Linked DNA regions of Homo sapiens: region 1 is linked to region 2. A link is a loop called in an ENCODE intact Hi-C map of the cell type or tissue named here. Cell type or tissue: Panc1. All regions are shown on one strand.

Evidence for each region. Peaks named below come from ENCODE experiments on the same cell type or tissue, not always from the same donor. Only the 100,000 strongest peaks of a DNase experiment are listed, where the experiment ranks them.
Region 1: a loop joins it to region 2, with 2.9 times the contacts of the local background. A loop is called at or near these places in 2 of 110 quality-filtered maps.

The regions. Positions count from the first base shown.
Region 1 is chr16:10,010,066-10,018,065 of GRCh38, forward strand. All of the region lies in intron 2 of GRIN2A (glutamate ionotropic receptor NMDA type subunit 2A), which reads right to left. Among named protein-coding and RNA genes, the nearest start is that of GRIN2A, 170 kb to the right of the region's middle. In Panc1, CTCF peaks have their summits at 864 and 3,490; no DNase peak of the experiment used is centred here.
Region 2 is chr16:9,644,008-9,652,007 of GRCh38, forward strand. No RefSeq gene overlaps it. Among named protein-coding and RNA genes, the nearest start is that of LINC01195, 190 kb to the left of the region's middle. In Panc1, CTCF peaks have their summits at 2,100, 4,278 (motif pointing right) and 4,505; a DNase peak (open chromatin) is centred at 4,284; H3K27ac peaks cover 271 bases.

The DNA of each region.
Region 1 (8,000 bases), 370 kb after region 2:
TGTGAATTCTGTTTGAATTCCTGCTTTCTACTCCCTAGTACTGTGCCCTCAGGCACATAGATGAACATCTCAGTTCCTTTCTCCTTTCTGATAAGGGTAGAGAACAGCAAGGCCTACCTGGTTCTTTCCTTATTTTATTATTATCAAGCTGTTCATTTCAGCACATATATCTAGCTTTTACTTTGTACACTAATACAAGAAGAATCCTCACCTAGGTGAGTTTCCACAGCCTTATTTTTCTTAGTCCTCCAGAGTTTTCAAGAGAACCTTATTCCACAGACAGGAAAAATAACTAATGGGTACTAGGCTTAATACCTGGGCGCTGAAATAATCTTTACTACAAACCCTTGGGATATCAGTTTACCTGTATAACAAACTTGCACATGAACCCTCGAACTTAATATAAAAGTTTTAAAAGGATAACATTTGGAACCTGGAGAGCATTAGCAATAGTACCTACCTGTAAAAATGTTGTAAAATTAAATAAGATCATGTATAGGAACTGTTTAATATACTTCATAGTACTTTATAGGTACTTCATAGGTTCATAAATGCTTCCCACCGTTATTATTGCACTGTGAATACTATGGATTTGCAGCATTAACAAGTGATGACTAGGACTCAGCTCAGAGAGGAGGAGAGGAGAGGCTACTGAAGGTTCATGCCTCCACCCCCAGGTACGTGCTGAAAAAGGAATATCTCCCCTTGCTCCTCCAGAATTCTTACCTTGTCTCTCCAGGGAGGCCATGTATTTATACTGCACTGGTCTCTTCACCAGGACTGCTATGCTGCACAACTCCAGGGGGCAGCAATCATATTATATCCTGTGAGCATAGTCCTCCACCCCACCCTTCACCTGAAGTTGTGGAACATGGTGTCCCCATGTGCTAAACGTTCAGGCTTGCTGGGTTATTCCTGTAACATTTGTTCTATATCCCAGTCCAACTTTTCATGGTGACATCCAAAGTTCCCAGCCACCAATGCCAGACTCTTCTTTAGCATCAGTAACCCCACAAACAACTGGGAAGAATACTTATCTACCTTCCCCACTCTTTCTTATTTATGAATCAGTTTGAAATTACACGGTAATAGTTGTGCCTGCATTTTGAAGATGGCTCTTATCAGTAATTACAGATGTATGTTAAACTAAGTTTTTAATGCTAAGATTATCTTCCCAGGTGTTTACATTAGAAAGAATTCTAGATTTGGAGATAAGTGGAGACAAGTTCACCCCTGAATATTTAGTAAGGTGCTAAGGTACCTGTGGGATTGCCTGAGTTGTGACTCTTAAGACATTGCAAGTAAAAAGTTACAACTGACATCAGCATCCAACCATTCTTCTGTAAGTAGCAATATTCTATTTCCTTTTGCCTTGGTGGGTCCATCAGTCTACGTGTCTACTCTCCCAGGGCCAAGGCGGGACCCAAATCAACCACTCATTCTCCAAACATTTCCAACACAGGAGGAAAAACACAAGGTCAGGGCCGATTCACTGACTGCTGTGTGCTGAAGTAACTGCCTGTCAGATCCTCCTTCATGGATCCCTAGAGAGGCTCTCCTTATTCATTGCAGATGCACGCTTTTTGCAGAGCACCCTTGAAACATGCTAATTAATTATTTTTTTTTAATCTAAGTTACCCAGTGTTGGTTTCATCTACCTGCTGCCCTACTGCAGAATCAGAAAGTGGGAATCTGCTTTGTGGCGGGATGACGTTCACCAAGCATCGTTCAGGGCTGGTTCACCATGATGCCTGTCCAAACCCCTGAGCACCTAGTGTCTGTACCACACATGTAAGTACTTAATCACATGCTACACCAAGCTGCTCATAGTTTCACCCTATAACTCTTGTCTCTGCAGACAGACAAAAGCTTTTCTGGAGGCTGGAGACCATAGCATAGATAAGAGGTCCTCAAAACTAATGGATCATGAGCAGCTGTGAGGTGTGATGCACTAATTAGTTAGGATCCCAGTCCAATCAGTGATACTTGGAAATGATTTTGGCTTTTTTTGTAAGCTACAGCACATTCAAGGTCATTTCTATAATAACATCATTCTTACTCATTTACAATCTGAAATGTTTTCTTGAGTGGGAGCGAAATGGAAAAAGTTTTTAATGTGTTATGCTTTGTCTTACATATTCTTTAATCCTGTACAGAACAGAGCACAGATTCAATGTTGAATTGAACTGATTATGTGACATCCTGCAAACAATAAAAGCATCACTTTTAAAGAACTTAAAGTTCCTTCTCACACCTTTTATACCTGATCTCCAGCCCCTCAAAGGGTTGTATTAATGCATTTAACCCTCATATGCTAAATTTCATTTCTAATTATAGGATAACCACAGGAAAAATGGTTATCCAGACCAGCCCTTTAACTCAAGAATCACAAATGCAACATCTAGCATGGAGAAGCAGGTAAAGAAAATAATGTAAACCTTGTTCAATCGATTCTAAAAGGGTGGCCATGTGGGACAGGCAGAACAATGGCCCCCAAAGGTGTCCATGTCCTAATCCCTGGAACCTGTGAATATGTTACCTTACATGGCAAAAGGGACTTTGCAGATGTGATTAAGGTAAAGATCTTGAGATGGGGAGAAAGGACATTTGAAAGTAGAGTCTGAGAAAGATATTTGAAGATGCCCTGGTGCTGCCTTGGAAGATGAGGAAGGGGCCTTGAGCCAAGGAAATCAGGCAAGGAAAAAGCAGCTTCTTCCCCTAGAGCCTCCAGAAAGAGTTCAGCCCTACTAACACCTTGATTTTAGCTCCATGAGACCCATTTCAGCTTTCTGACCTGCAGAACTGTAGGATAATAAATTTGTATTATTTTAAGCCAGTAAGTTTGCGGTAATTTATTTCAGCAATAGGCAACTAATACACCATGTATCAACTGCAAACAATTGTTGCAGTTCTAGAAAGCTGGCCCAATTTACCAGTTCTTGGGTGGGAGGCGGTAGAGGAGCAGAAAAGATAACTTTTGAGTACTGAGATTAATACCTGGGAGAGGAAATAATCTGTACAACAAACCCCAGTGACACGTGTTTACCTATGTAACAAACCTTCGCATGTACCCCCAAACCTAAAATAAAAGTTTCAAAAATCTGGATTTTAAAAAGAGATCCATCCCTAGATATTTTCGTGAATACTCATTGGATTTTTACAGCCTCTGAGGTCCAGGGTGTATCTATGGGCTGGATTCAGCCCATAGGCTGCCCTTTTTCCTCTGTTCCTCTCCCACGAAAGCCTTCCCCTTGCTTTATCCTGAAGAATGGCCATCCAGCCTTAAGCATCCACATGATGGCAGCTGACTGCCTTCCTAATCATCATCCCAATAAGTGAGAGCTTTAATATTTCAAAGGGTCTGCTCTCAAGCACAGCTAATTTCTCTCTCCCTTATAGCTTTTGCCCACAGGTCCTACTCTTCCCTGCGGGACAGTAACTAGTGGCTCTTGTTTCTCCTCCACAGGACAGCCCTTCGTATGTTTGAAGACTGCTCTCTCATGCCCTCTGCCTTTCTTCCTGAGACCTTCCTGGAATCATAGCTCTTCTCTCTGTGCTCATTCTGTCTGACCCTTCTAAAACGCAAAGATTGGTACCAACCAGCATCCTCCTGGGTCAGGAGCAAGGACAGCGAAACCATGACCACTGAAGTGTTTCTTTTTAACTACAAATCATCTAAACTCTCCTTAAAATTATTCAATCTTTTTCCAGGCAAAGAGATTTTCTTTGGTGAAGAGAAAAATTGCTTAAAGTGGTTTGACCCACACCTCTCTCTCTGGCCTCCTTCCTCTTCCTAGAAATCCAGCTATTGATTCAGCTTCTACTCATGCCTGTAATCTCTTGCTCAAGCGTCACTTCCTCAACGAAGCCGTCTCAGACCAGCTACCAGTCTGGGTCAAGCTCCTCTGTTGAATGATATTTTCCTTTAGAACATTCAGCTCTGTCTGTAATTACACACAGTTACTGTGACTTCGTTATTTGATGCCTGTGTCCCCGTCTAGATTGATAAGCTCTGTGAGAGCAGAGTGCAAGCCTGTATAGCCTAGCCCAGCTAATAAATGGGTAGGTGGTGAGTTGTGAGTGAATGTGTAGGGGAGTCTGACTTGTCAATATTCTGCTTTATTATCAGAACAAATGAAAACTCCAGTTTTTGGTCATTTTCATATGGCTGGATACCTTCCCCTTCTCAACCTGGCACTTGTAGAATAAATTTTATAACCTAAATGCAAGACCAGTATGTATGTCTCTTAAAGGATACCTTGACAACTTTACCCTGCATTCTAGTTTAGTAAACCATATTTGAAGCTTGATTTCATTGGCCACTATATGTTCTTTTCTCCTGGCCTTATAAATGTACACATTTCTTAGAAAACTCGGGTCTTCATTCATTCTACAAACATGTCTTGAGTGGCTACTATGAGCCAGGCTCAGAGGGTAGCTGAAGATAAATAGGTAAACAAAGCATGAGCCCCACCCTTAGATTACTCAGTCTAGCAGGACAGACAGAGGCATAAATGGACCACTCTGAAACCAAGTGTTGAATGCCATTATAAAGAAAGTTGGGTTCTGTGGTGTAAGTAGGAGTTAACGAGATGAGGATGGCACAGGAGTCCCAGACAAAGGGAAACTCATTACCAAGAAATGAGGGTGTCTCAAGAAGTGACAACCGTTTTAAGTCATTTAAACATAGGTCAGAGTGGAGAGAGACAAGCCTAGAAGGCCATGAACAAAGAGACTTATGCAGTGAGTTAAGCAATATGGACTTTATCAACAAGTAATGGGTTATTAATAGGAACATGACATTTATATTTCAGAAAAAAAAATTTAGCATCTACAGGAGGATGAGTGAATAGAAAAGCAGGAGGACATTAGAAGGTTGTTATAATCATTTAAATAAGAAATAACTGGACAGGTGTGGTGGCTCATGCCTGTAATCCCAGCACTTTGGGAGGCCAAGGTGGGCAGATTACCTGAGATCAGGAGTTCGGGACCAGCCTGGCCAACATAGTGAAATCTCATCTCTACTAAAAGTACAAAAATTAGCTGGGCATGGTGGCACATGCCTATAATCCCAGCTACTCGGGAGGCTGAGGCAGAAGAATCACTTGAACCGGGAGGCGGAGGTCGCAGTGAGCTGAGATCGCACCACCGCACTCCAGCCTGGGCAACAGAGCAAGACTTCATCTCAAAAAAAAAAAAAAAAAAAGAAAAAAAAAAAGAAAAAGAAAGGAAAGGAAAAGAAAAAAAAGAAATAACTAGAATCTTACTAAGGGTAGGAGGAAAGAATAGAGAGGAAGAAAAAGACTTGAAAGATCCACAATGTCTATAAAACAGATCTAAGTACAGAGACCTGTGGCCTACCTTTGGAGACCTACTTCCAGGTGACTTATTTTAACTCAGTGACACAACAACTAGTTCACTCAGGCAAAATAATAACAAAAATATTTTTTTCAAAAAAAGACTCCCTGATTCCGAATGCGCTTTAAATTTCTGAACATACTTACATTTGGAAAATCATTTTGCAAGATAGGCAGTTTGCACTAGATTCATTTGCATGTATATAACATTGCAGTGTAAGCTTTCTTCTAAGCATTTTCACCTGCTTCATCACCCATTGGCTGCATTCCCCCAGCAAACATTTATTGGGAACATACTATTTACGAGGTGATGGCAACTGCAGGGGACAGGGAGGTGCAACAACTCAGCCCCTGCAATGAGGCAATTCACCATCAGTGTGGGAAATGGACAGCCACACAGAACCTCATTAAACCATGTGGTAGGGTAGCTGGGCATAGTGGCTCACACTGTAATCCCAGCTCTTTGGGAGGTCGAGGTGGGAGGATCACCTGAGGTCAGCCTGGCCAACATGATAAAACCCCGTCTCTACTAAAAATACAAAAATTGGTTGGGTGTGATGGCAAGTGCCTGTAATCTCAGCTACTCAGGAGGCTGAGACAGGAGAATTGCTTGAACCCAGGAGGTGGAGGTTGCAGTGAGCCAAGATCATGCCATTGCACTCCAGCCTGGGTGACAAGAGTGAAACTCCATCTCAAAAAAAAAAAAAAAAAAAAAAAAAGTGGTAGGCATGGCCTGAGCACGGGAAACCCAGGGTAATGTAAGAGGCGCAGAGAAGAGGCCCCCTAATTCAGCCTGCAATGGTGCAGTGGAGTGGGGGACAGTCAGGAAAGACACTTTGGATACCTGAGCGTTGTTTGGTTTCCCATGTAGCCTGTGGACTTCTCATGGTACATGTTTCATCTGTCACCCCATCCAACAATCAGCACACAGCTCAAACAAGATGGGGTCAGATCTCCACTTCATACACACTGGATTTCCACACATGCATGGGAAAGAAAAGAAGGACTATTGCCCCACAGATTCACTGCATCTAGTATTGCTAAGGGGCTGCAGCCTCTTGCCAACCACAGACCCATCTCAGTGGACAATGCAAAGGGTAGCATTAAATCATGAGCTTTGTGAGGGCAGGGAGCCCTGTGCCTCCTATCTGGCATAGCATCCCACACCTGGTGGGTGCCTAGTAATTGTCCATAGGATAAATGGATAACAACGGAGAGACGAAGAATTTATTGTAGTTGTGTTTTTGCAATAGTTTCTCTCCCCCACTGGGTGATTATTCATGCACTGCTTCTCCACATTAGGGCAAAGTGAGCTCACATCTCTCTTACCTGCTCTCTGGGCCTCCCGGCCTGGACTCGCACAAGGGCACCATCCCACTACCCCTCATACTTCCAATCAGTGCAGACCAGAGCCACCCCAACCCCACTATCATCACTCACATGAGCAGCAGGATGGAGCTGGCACAGAAGACAAGCCTCCTACACCTCCTCTGCCAAATCTTCAAATATCATCAGTCACACTGGAAAATGGCCCCAGGCCACTGCTGCTTAATGGGCCATGATGGATGAACACAGATCTAGAGAAATGATTGTTTACCAACTAAGGGATCAGAGCCTATGGGCCTCTTTCTGTCCTCTGAAGAGCATGCTGCTACTGGGGCAAATGAGTTTGAGTCCAGAGCCGACAATGAGCAGGTGATCAAGCCCCAAGTGAAATGGCCTACAAGCCCCTCATCTTCTGACCACAAAAACACCATAGGAACATAGAGACACTGCCATTTTTTTAAAAGGAACCTTATGAGGAATACAGACAAAGAAACAGATAATCATTACACATTAAGATAATCATTACACGATTAATAGATAATCATTACACGTTGTTAAGTGCTACAATGGCAGCATGATAGGGCACTTGATGAGTCTTGGTGGGGCGGCAGTCAGAGAAGACTACCTGGGGGCTGGGGATCATGAAAGAAGGCAGGAGGGGAAATCATTTCTGCACAGGTTACAGTAGACTGAGTGCATGTTCTAGAGCCAAACAGCCTTGGTTGCATCTTGGTTTGTTCGGCTTATTTCGAGCTATGTTAATTGCAAGTCACTACTCTCTGAGGGTCTCTAAGTGCTCTGAGAAATATGAACAGTAACAGTTCCCAGCTATTGTGAGTTGTTGTGGGGGTTGTACAAAAGAACAAGCATAACATAAGAAAAGCATAAGAATGAGCCTGAGACACTGTGAGTACTCAGTATACATTGGTCATCATAACCAGGACTGCAAGTACAGCAAGGCCAATGAAGCACTTCCTTTGGGTGCAACATTTAAGAGGGTGATAAATGACTCATCAGTCAAGATAAGTAATATTTTAATATGATATTTTTACAAATAAAAACCAATGCAAAAAAAATGATGCAAAACAAATCAAAATTTAAATAAAGACAAGATCCGACTGTACTTGCCCAACCTTAGTCTCAGCCCTGCTGGATCCTCTATTATTATGTTAATCATGGAATTCTTGGCATTAATTTCTATTCTCTAAAATATTGCACTGAAATGGTATTTACCTTGATAACTTAATTGTTTGGCACCCTTTTAAATTTTGCATCCAAGGAGGGATTCTTAATCTCTTCTTCCTTGTCCTGGCCCTG
Region 2 (8,000 bases):
TTTTATTATCACGATTATTCTTTTCTTTTTTCTTTTTACCAATGAGAAAATAAAGAGGCACAGAGGTCGGGAGCAGAGGAGGGTGGTAAAACACAGGTAGTGTCAGAATTGATGGCCACACAGCCTGTGGGGGTGCAGAGGAAAGAGGGGGAACAGTCTGTTGGTGGGAAGAAGCTGAAGGGGTGTGGAGAATCCCCGGTCAATGATCCACTTTCTTACAATGTGCTGTGGCTTGAATGTATCATAAGCCAACTTAATTGTAGTGAAACCTGGAGCTGCCCCGGGGCTACTAAGCTACAAGAAAGTAAACCTAATGCCAGTTACCTCCTTATCGTTATCTGGGAAGCTGGTAGTGAAACCAGAGTCCAGGATATCAGAGCCAAAAGGTGGAAAGTGAATAATTCCTACTGATACCATTTCAGCACCTGGATCTAGCTATACCTGAGGCCATCACTGGACTTTGTTATATTGGCCAGTATCATTCTCTGTTGTACATAACCCTGTTAGAGACACATTTCCATAAATCTTAGTAGCAAGATTCCTGAAAACAGATACCCATAGCTTTTTATAGCACAAATATTCAACTTTTCTATCCATAGGACCACAATATATCTGGAAAACGAGGGTTGACATGAGAGATTTTCCCAAGGTGACACAGCTAGTGAACACTGAGGCTGAGATTAAAGACTTGAAATTAAAATCCTGACCTCCCCACTCCTGGTTAGGACAAAACAAGTTGACATTTTATGTAATTGTTCAGCACACTGAGTTTTATAAAATTCTATTTTAGATAATACTTCAGATCATGTTTCATAACCACAGCTTCACAAGAAACTGAAGGATAGTTTCTATTTGTGGTACCTGTTGAAATACTTTTGGGGAATAAAAGGATGAGAAAAAGAATTTAAAAAGGAAACAAGCATTTATTGAATACTCCTTATTGTCTAGCACTGTGAAGGCATTTTGGCCTGGATTATCTCATTTATTCCTCAAAATAAGTCTTAGAAGTGATTATCCTCATTTCCACTGTGTGGATAAAAAAAAAATTGAGTCCAAACTCAGCCATCTGCCTTCATCTCCATACTTCTAACAGTGGCAGTATTGGGCCTTTCTATACACAGTCAACTGGGAGAGAGGGTCTCTGTCTTCAAGGGGCTTATGCTCCTTCTGTGGGATTTGTTGCAGGAAAACCATCCATACTTGAGATGAAGCCTCGCACCTTCACCTCTGAGCTGTGACCTTGGACAAGTTGCTTTATTTCTCTGAACCCCATTTCCTATCTGTAAATTCAGGATAATACAATGTGACCTGCAGGAATGTTGTGAGAATTGTTAACTAAGTATGTGTGTGAAACAGAGGATACTAGAGGCTGGAAAGGCTGGGTGGAAGGGAGGGAAGGGTGAGAAGAGATTTGCAAAAGGATACAAAATTGCAGCTAGATAGGAAGAATAAGTTCTAGTGTTCTGTAGCACTGTAGGATAACTATAGTTGACAATAATATATTGTTTCAAATAGCTAAAAGGAGGGTATTGAATGTTCCCAACACAAAGAAATGATAAATGTTGGGAGTTGATGGAAATGCTAATTACCTTGATCTGATCAGTATACATTATATGTATCAAAACAACATCATATACCCTTTGGATATGTACAATTATTTGTCAGCTAAAAAACTAAATTAAAATAAAATATAAAAATACATGTGTGACATACAGAAGGATTTCAGCACCAAATTTAATGGATGACTTTATATGTTTTTTTTAATCACCTTCAGAGAGGTATCATCTCTGATTAATCCCTCCCTGCTTTTCAGCACACTTCTCTTGGTTCTGAGATGCTGAATTTTTTGACTGTTCTCCTCCAACTCTCTGGCTTCCTCTTTGCCACCTCTGCCCTCTCTCCTTGGCCTCTCTGAGGTGGATGTACCCAGGGCACAGTCCTGGGCTTTCTTATCTCTGAACATTGTTCCAAGGTGGTCCTATTTATATGTGTGGTTTCAAATATCATCTACTCACTGAAGGCATCCAAATCTATGTCCCCTGCACTCACCAGTCCCCTGACCGCCAGAATCATAACTCTGCCTGCCTAATCAACATCACCAGTAGGGTGTGTAGAAGGCATCTCAAATCTACCGTGCTCCGAAACAACCCCAACTCAGTTTTGTCCTCTCCAGGTCAGAATGGCACCTCCATCCACTCAGTTGCTTTTATTAAATTCTCCCAAATCCATTCTTAATATCTTTATATCATTCAAACCTGTATGCCCTTCATCCAATTTCTAAAGGGGGCTTGGTTCCTTTCCCTAAACCATTACATCTGTGCACTTTTCTCCATAAATGTTGGTGTCATCCTAGGCTAACCTTCCATCATCTCTCGCCTGGATGACCTTAAGAGCCTCCTAATTGGTCTCCTTGCTTCTATTCTTGTTGCTCAATAATCCATTCTTGACACAGCAGAGAGAATAATTTCTTTCTTTCTTTCTTTCTTTTTTGAGACAGAGTCTCGCTGTCTCCCAGCTGGAGTGCGGTGGTACGATCTCGGCTCACTTCAAGCTCCGCCTCCCAGGTTCATGCCATTCTCCTGCCTCAGCCTCCCGAGTAGCTGGGACCACAGAATAATTTCTAAAAATACAACTCAGATCATGCTACCCCATGCTTAGCATCTTTTAACAGGTGCGCATTACACACAATATAAGCCCAAATTTCTCAGCATGATCTACAAAGCCATACATTCCTCTCTACCCACGCTGTAACCACACTGGCTTTCTTTCTATTCCATAACTCACTGAGCACACTCCCTTCTTATGGCTTCTAACGTTTAATTTTATTAATCATTTCTTCTTTTTAGGGTATTCCTCATGGCTGGTCCCTTCTTTTTATTCTGATCTTGGCTCAAATTTTACCTCCCCAGGTAAAACTTTACCTACTCTGATAACTAAAGAAAACTTCCATCAATATCCTTGCTTTATTATCTTCATATCCTTATAGCCTTCTAAAAGCATCTTCTTTATTCATATATTTTCCTCATATTATCTGTATTCTACTAAAATGTAAGCTCCATGAAGACAGAGAACTTAGCTGTCTTGTTATCACTGTATCTATAGCACTGAAGTATTACCCAGTGCATGTTAATTATTCAATAAATATTTATAAGATTAATTAGGTGCTTAACTAATACATAGAATATACAATTAACTTATATGGCATAGAAGCACATATAATCACTAACAATACCAAAAATAATTCATGCTATTTTTTTGTGCCTAATCAACAATCCATCAAAATCCCTATATTTCAGTGACATTAGAACAAACAAGTTTCTCAGAGTTCATAGAATTGCCCACCTTTCAGTGAACTCAGGAATACTATTTTATTTGAGAGTTACCCAAGGCAATTCTTGTCTTGAGCTGATGTCAAATGCAGTAAAAACTCACAGGTGATTTTTAATTGAATTGAATTCATTGCATATTTCCTGAACACTTATCATGTATCAGCTGCAGTGCTAGACCTTGCAGACAGAGGTTAATAATAAGTGGTATTTGGGGGTGAGTTTATATTTTGTTTTACATATGTGTGCAGCAACAATCAAGGCTGAGATGAAGGTGGAATTCAGTCCTGCCTCTTCATGTCTGCTGGAGTGATACGGCAAGGTCCACAGATGCCTTAATCATAGGTAGAAAGGAGGTCTCTGAGTAGAAAGAATTGAAATGCTCAGATAAGCTGACAAGCTCTACTGCCTTGACACCCCTCCAACATCTTGCTTCTAAAAGTGGGGTCTGCAGGCAAGCAGCATTGGCCTCAGCTAGTGGTGCAGAACCTCAGGTGCTACCCCAGGCCTGATGAATCAGAATATCCAATCAAGCAAAACCCCCAGGTAATCTGTGTTCATATTAAAGTTTGGGTAGTACTTCATTAACAACGTCACATAAATGGGCTCAAGGCATTCTCTCCTCTGGTGCCCCGATCGGGTCTCACTTCCCTACAGACCACTGGGCAAGCAAGGACTGTGGTGGTGTTCTGGGAGCACCACCCAGGTGGGGATCCCTGGCTGGGAGTACACTTGTTCATGGGTCATCAGCCCTGAGGATTCCCAGCCATATCTGAACAGCCCTGGGCAGGAAGTGTGAGATGGGACAAGAGGGAGTGGTGTTCAGCTTATTATGGTAGCTAAGGAGACGCCTAAGGGAACTCGAGTGACCTACGTGAAGTGTCAAGGATAGATTTTGACAGTTCCATTTATTTATTCAATAACGGCTTATGGAACATCTGCTATACACCAATAGAGGGAGGCAGAGAGCATGGTGAATGCAACATTGCATAATGGTGTTGGGAAAAGTGTCCCGATTTCAAGGAAGCTGACAGCCAGTCTCTGTCATTTCCTAGCTAGGTAACTTTGAGTAAATTACTCAACCTCTTTAGATTTTATTTTCCTACAGTGCAAAATCAGGGTAACAATAGTTGCTGTCTTTTAAAATGGTTGCATAACTGAATGAAACAATGCATACAAATTGCAAAGCTCAGTGCCTGAGCCACATTATAAAAGATCAATAAATGTTAGCGGCTGCTGTCACCACTACTACAAACCCTGGATGCTAGATGCTAGGGCAGTGGTTCTCAACCTTGGCTGAGTGAATGTCAAAGTTACCTGGGGAACGCAGTACACTGTTGGTAGGAATGTAAATTAGTGCAACTGCTATGGAAAATAGTGTGGAGGTTCCTCAAAAAACTAGAAATAGATATATGATTTGATCCAGGAATCCCATTGCTGGGTCAATATCCAAAAGGAAGGAAATCAGCATATCAAAGTGATATCCACACTCTGATGTTTATTACAGCACTATTCACAGTAACCAAGGTATGGAATCAACCTAAGTGTCCATCAATGGATGAATGGATGAAGAAAATATAACATATGTATGGAATGGAATACGACTCAGCCATTGAAAGAATGCAACCCTGTCATCTGCAGCAATATGGATGAAACCAGAGGTCATTATGTTGAGTGAAATAAGCCAGGCCCAGAGAGACGAATAGCATATGTTCTCACTTATACATGGGAGCTTAAAAGGTTGATCTCATGGAGGTAGAGAGTAGAATTATGGTTACCAAAGACTAGGAAGTAAACAAGACAGGAGGGATGAAGAGAAATTGGTTAATGGGTACAAAAATAAAGTTAGATAGAAGACATAAGTTCTGATGTTTGATAGCACAGCAGGATGACTATAGTAAATAATTTATTGTATATTTCAAAATAGCTAGAAGATTTGGAATGTTCCCAGCAGAAAGAAATGATAAATGTTTGAAGTGATGGAATTCCTAATTACCCTATTTTGATCATAACACATTGCATGCAGGTATCAAAATATCACAAGTACTCCATAAATATATACAACTATTATATATCAATAAAAAATGGAGAGGAAAACAACTGAAGTTATTTGGGAGCTTTTAAAATTTGCTGATTCTTAGCCACATCCCAGGCCAACTAAATCATAATATTTGGGGATAAAAGCCAGACATCAGTATTTTTTAAAGCTCCTCAGTTGATTCTGTAACCAAGTTCGAATCCAGCTGCTCACTGCTCAAAAGCCAAAATGTGAGAAGTGAGGTGCAGTGAAAGGAAAGCAGCTTTATTCAAACACTAGCACTTGGGAGATGGTTGGACTCAAGCCCCAAATAAAACATCTCAATATTTTAGGCAAGGGAGTGGATTTAAGAAGGGAAAATCTACATGGAAAGCATGCAGGTGTGGTGCAGTCTTGTGTGTCTTGTTCCGACGGCCATCTTGCATTATTGTCCACCTGGAGTGAGGCCTGGTGCCATCTTGACAATGCTTGGGTTGTAATAATAGATTAATCACTTTGAGGTAATCTCTAAATGGGGAGAATTCCACTGCTGGGTCTTCCCGTCTGGTTTAAGATTAGCCCCTGGAATTTCTAAGCAAGCACATCATTAGATAAGCAAGCACTGTGAAAGAGAGTGCCTGGTGGGAAAACAAAGAAAGAGTTTCAAAATACATTTCAAGGCTTAGACAAGAAGAGACAGAAAAAAAAGTTCTTTACAATGCATTTTAAAGCCAAGCCACTCAGATACAATTCCAAGGTGTAGCCAAAGTATACCTTGTACCATGGAATCTAAGATGATTTTAGGAAAGTTCACCTTCTCTCTGGGGTGCTCACAGTCTTCCAGAGAAGATCAATATGCAAAGAGATAATGATAATTCTATGTTCCAAATATGTGCAAGGAGATATGAAAAAATGACAGCAGGACTGCTCAGTCTAAAAGCCATGTCAGGTAGCAGGAAAAAAGTACCTCACACTATTTTTCTTGTTTTTTATGTAAAAGAAAGTGACTGCCCATGCATGACACATAGTCTGTGGGAAAAAAAAAAAGGTGATTCTCACAGCAAAATGTAAGTAGGTCATTGCAACCCAGACTGACTCCAGCCACTGGCAGTTCTAAAGAGGTCCTGGTTGTTCATTAACCTCTGGGTATCTCAGCTTACTCCTTTGTGAGATAAGTGGGTAACGGTGATGCTCTCTAAGGACCTGCCAGAGGGTGAAGAGCAGAGCCACCATTACCTGCCCCAAAGAGGTGTTAAAAGATTCAGTTAGATGCAGAAACCTGGAGATGGTCTGCAGTCCAGGAGAGGTACATGAGATAGGTATGATCCCTTGCTCATCAGCAGTGTGGCGCACCAGCAATCTGTGATTCCTCTAATTGCTTTTGGTCAAAGAGTCTTGATAAGTCAATCCCCCAATTCAGAGTTCACACCAAGAACAAAGAAACCAGATAAAACTGGTTCGACAGCCGGGTGCGGTGGCTCAAGCCTGTAATCCCAGCCCTTTGGGAGGCCGAGGCAGGTGGATCACAAGGCCTAGAGTTGGAGACCATCCTGGCCAACATGGTGAAACCCCATCTCTACTAAAAATAGAGGTGCGTGCCTGCAGTGCCAGCTACTCAGGAGACTGAGGCAGGAGAATCGTTTGAACCTGGGAGGCACAGGTTGCCGTGAGCTGATGTTGTGCCACTGTACTCCAGCCTGGTGACAGAGTGAGACTCCGTCTCCAAAAAAAAAAAAATGGTTTGACTGGTTGAACTGTGTCCATTCCAAAAGATATGTCCCAGTCCTAAACCTCCGTACCTGTGAATGAGACCTTCTTTGGAAATAGGGTCTTCGTGGATGTAATTAAGTTAAAATGAGATCATACTGGATTAGGATGGGCTCTAAATCCAATGACCTGTGCCCTTATAAGGAGAGAGAGATACAGAGAAAGAGAAGAAGGCCATGCGATGACCGAGGCAGGAATTGGGGCCATGGAGTTACAAGCCCAGGGACACCCACTATTGCTATACCAGACACCAGAAAGAGGCAAGAAAGGATCTTCCCCTAGAGTCTCTCGGGAGAGGACGGTTCTGCTAATACCTTGATTTCTGGACTTACGGCCTCCAAAACTGTGAGATCACATATTTCCATTTTAAACCATGCAGTTTGTGGTAATCTGTTACTGCAGCTCTGGGAGACTAATACGACTGGTGATCTGTCCTTTCTCAAATAAGAATGGGCAATTACTTAGAGCCATTAGCTCTGATTTGAGAGCAGCCAAACAGACAAATCACTATACACCAGGGATTGAATCTGGGTGCCCTGACTCTCACTAGCCAAAGTCCCAGAGGTCTAAAGCTTCATGAGTGCTTTGCAAAGAGTTCACAGCTTTTATTTTGCTCAAGGCAAAGAAAAATCTGACTTAGGTAGACTTTGTTGAAATCAATTGGATTTTAAAAGATTTAAGTGAAGATTTCCAATTGTGTTGGATCTATCTGGTTGCATGGGCACCAGTACCAGGACCCTGCCCCACAAACATAATTCTTATTAAAATATAGAAGGGGAATGGTTCGGGTCAAAGAACTTTAGATTTTTTTAGCTTCCTGAGAGCTGACCATATTTGGTTTCAAGCCAGACTCATCCAACATTGCAATACTGTCTTTTTAGTTTCTTCCC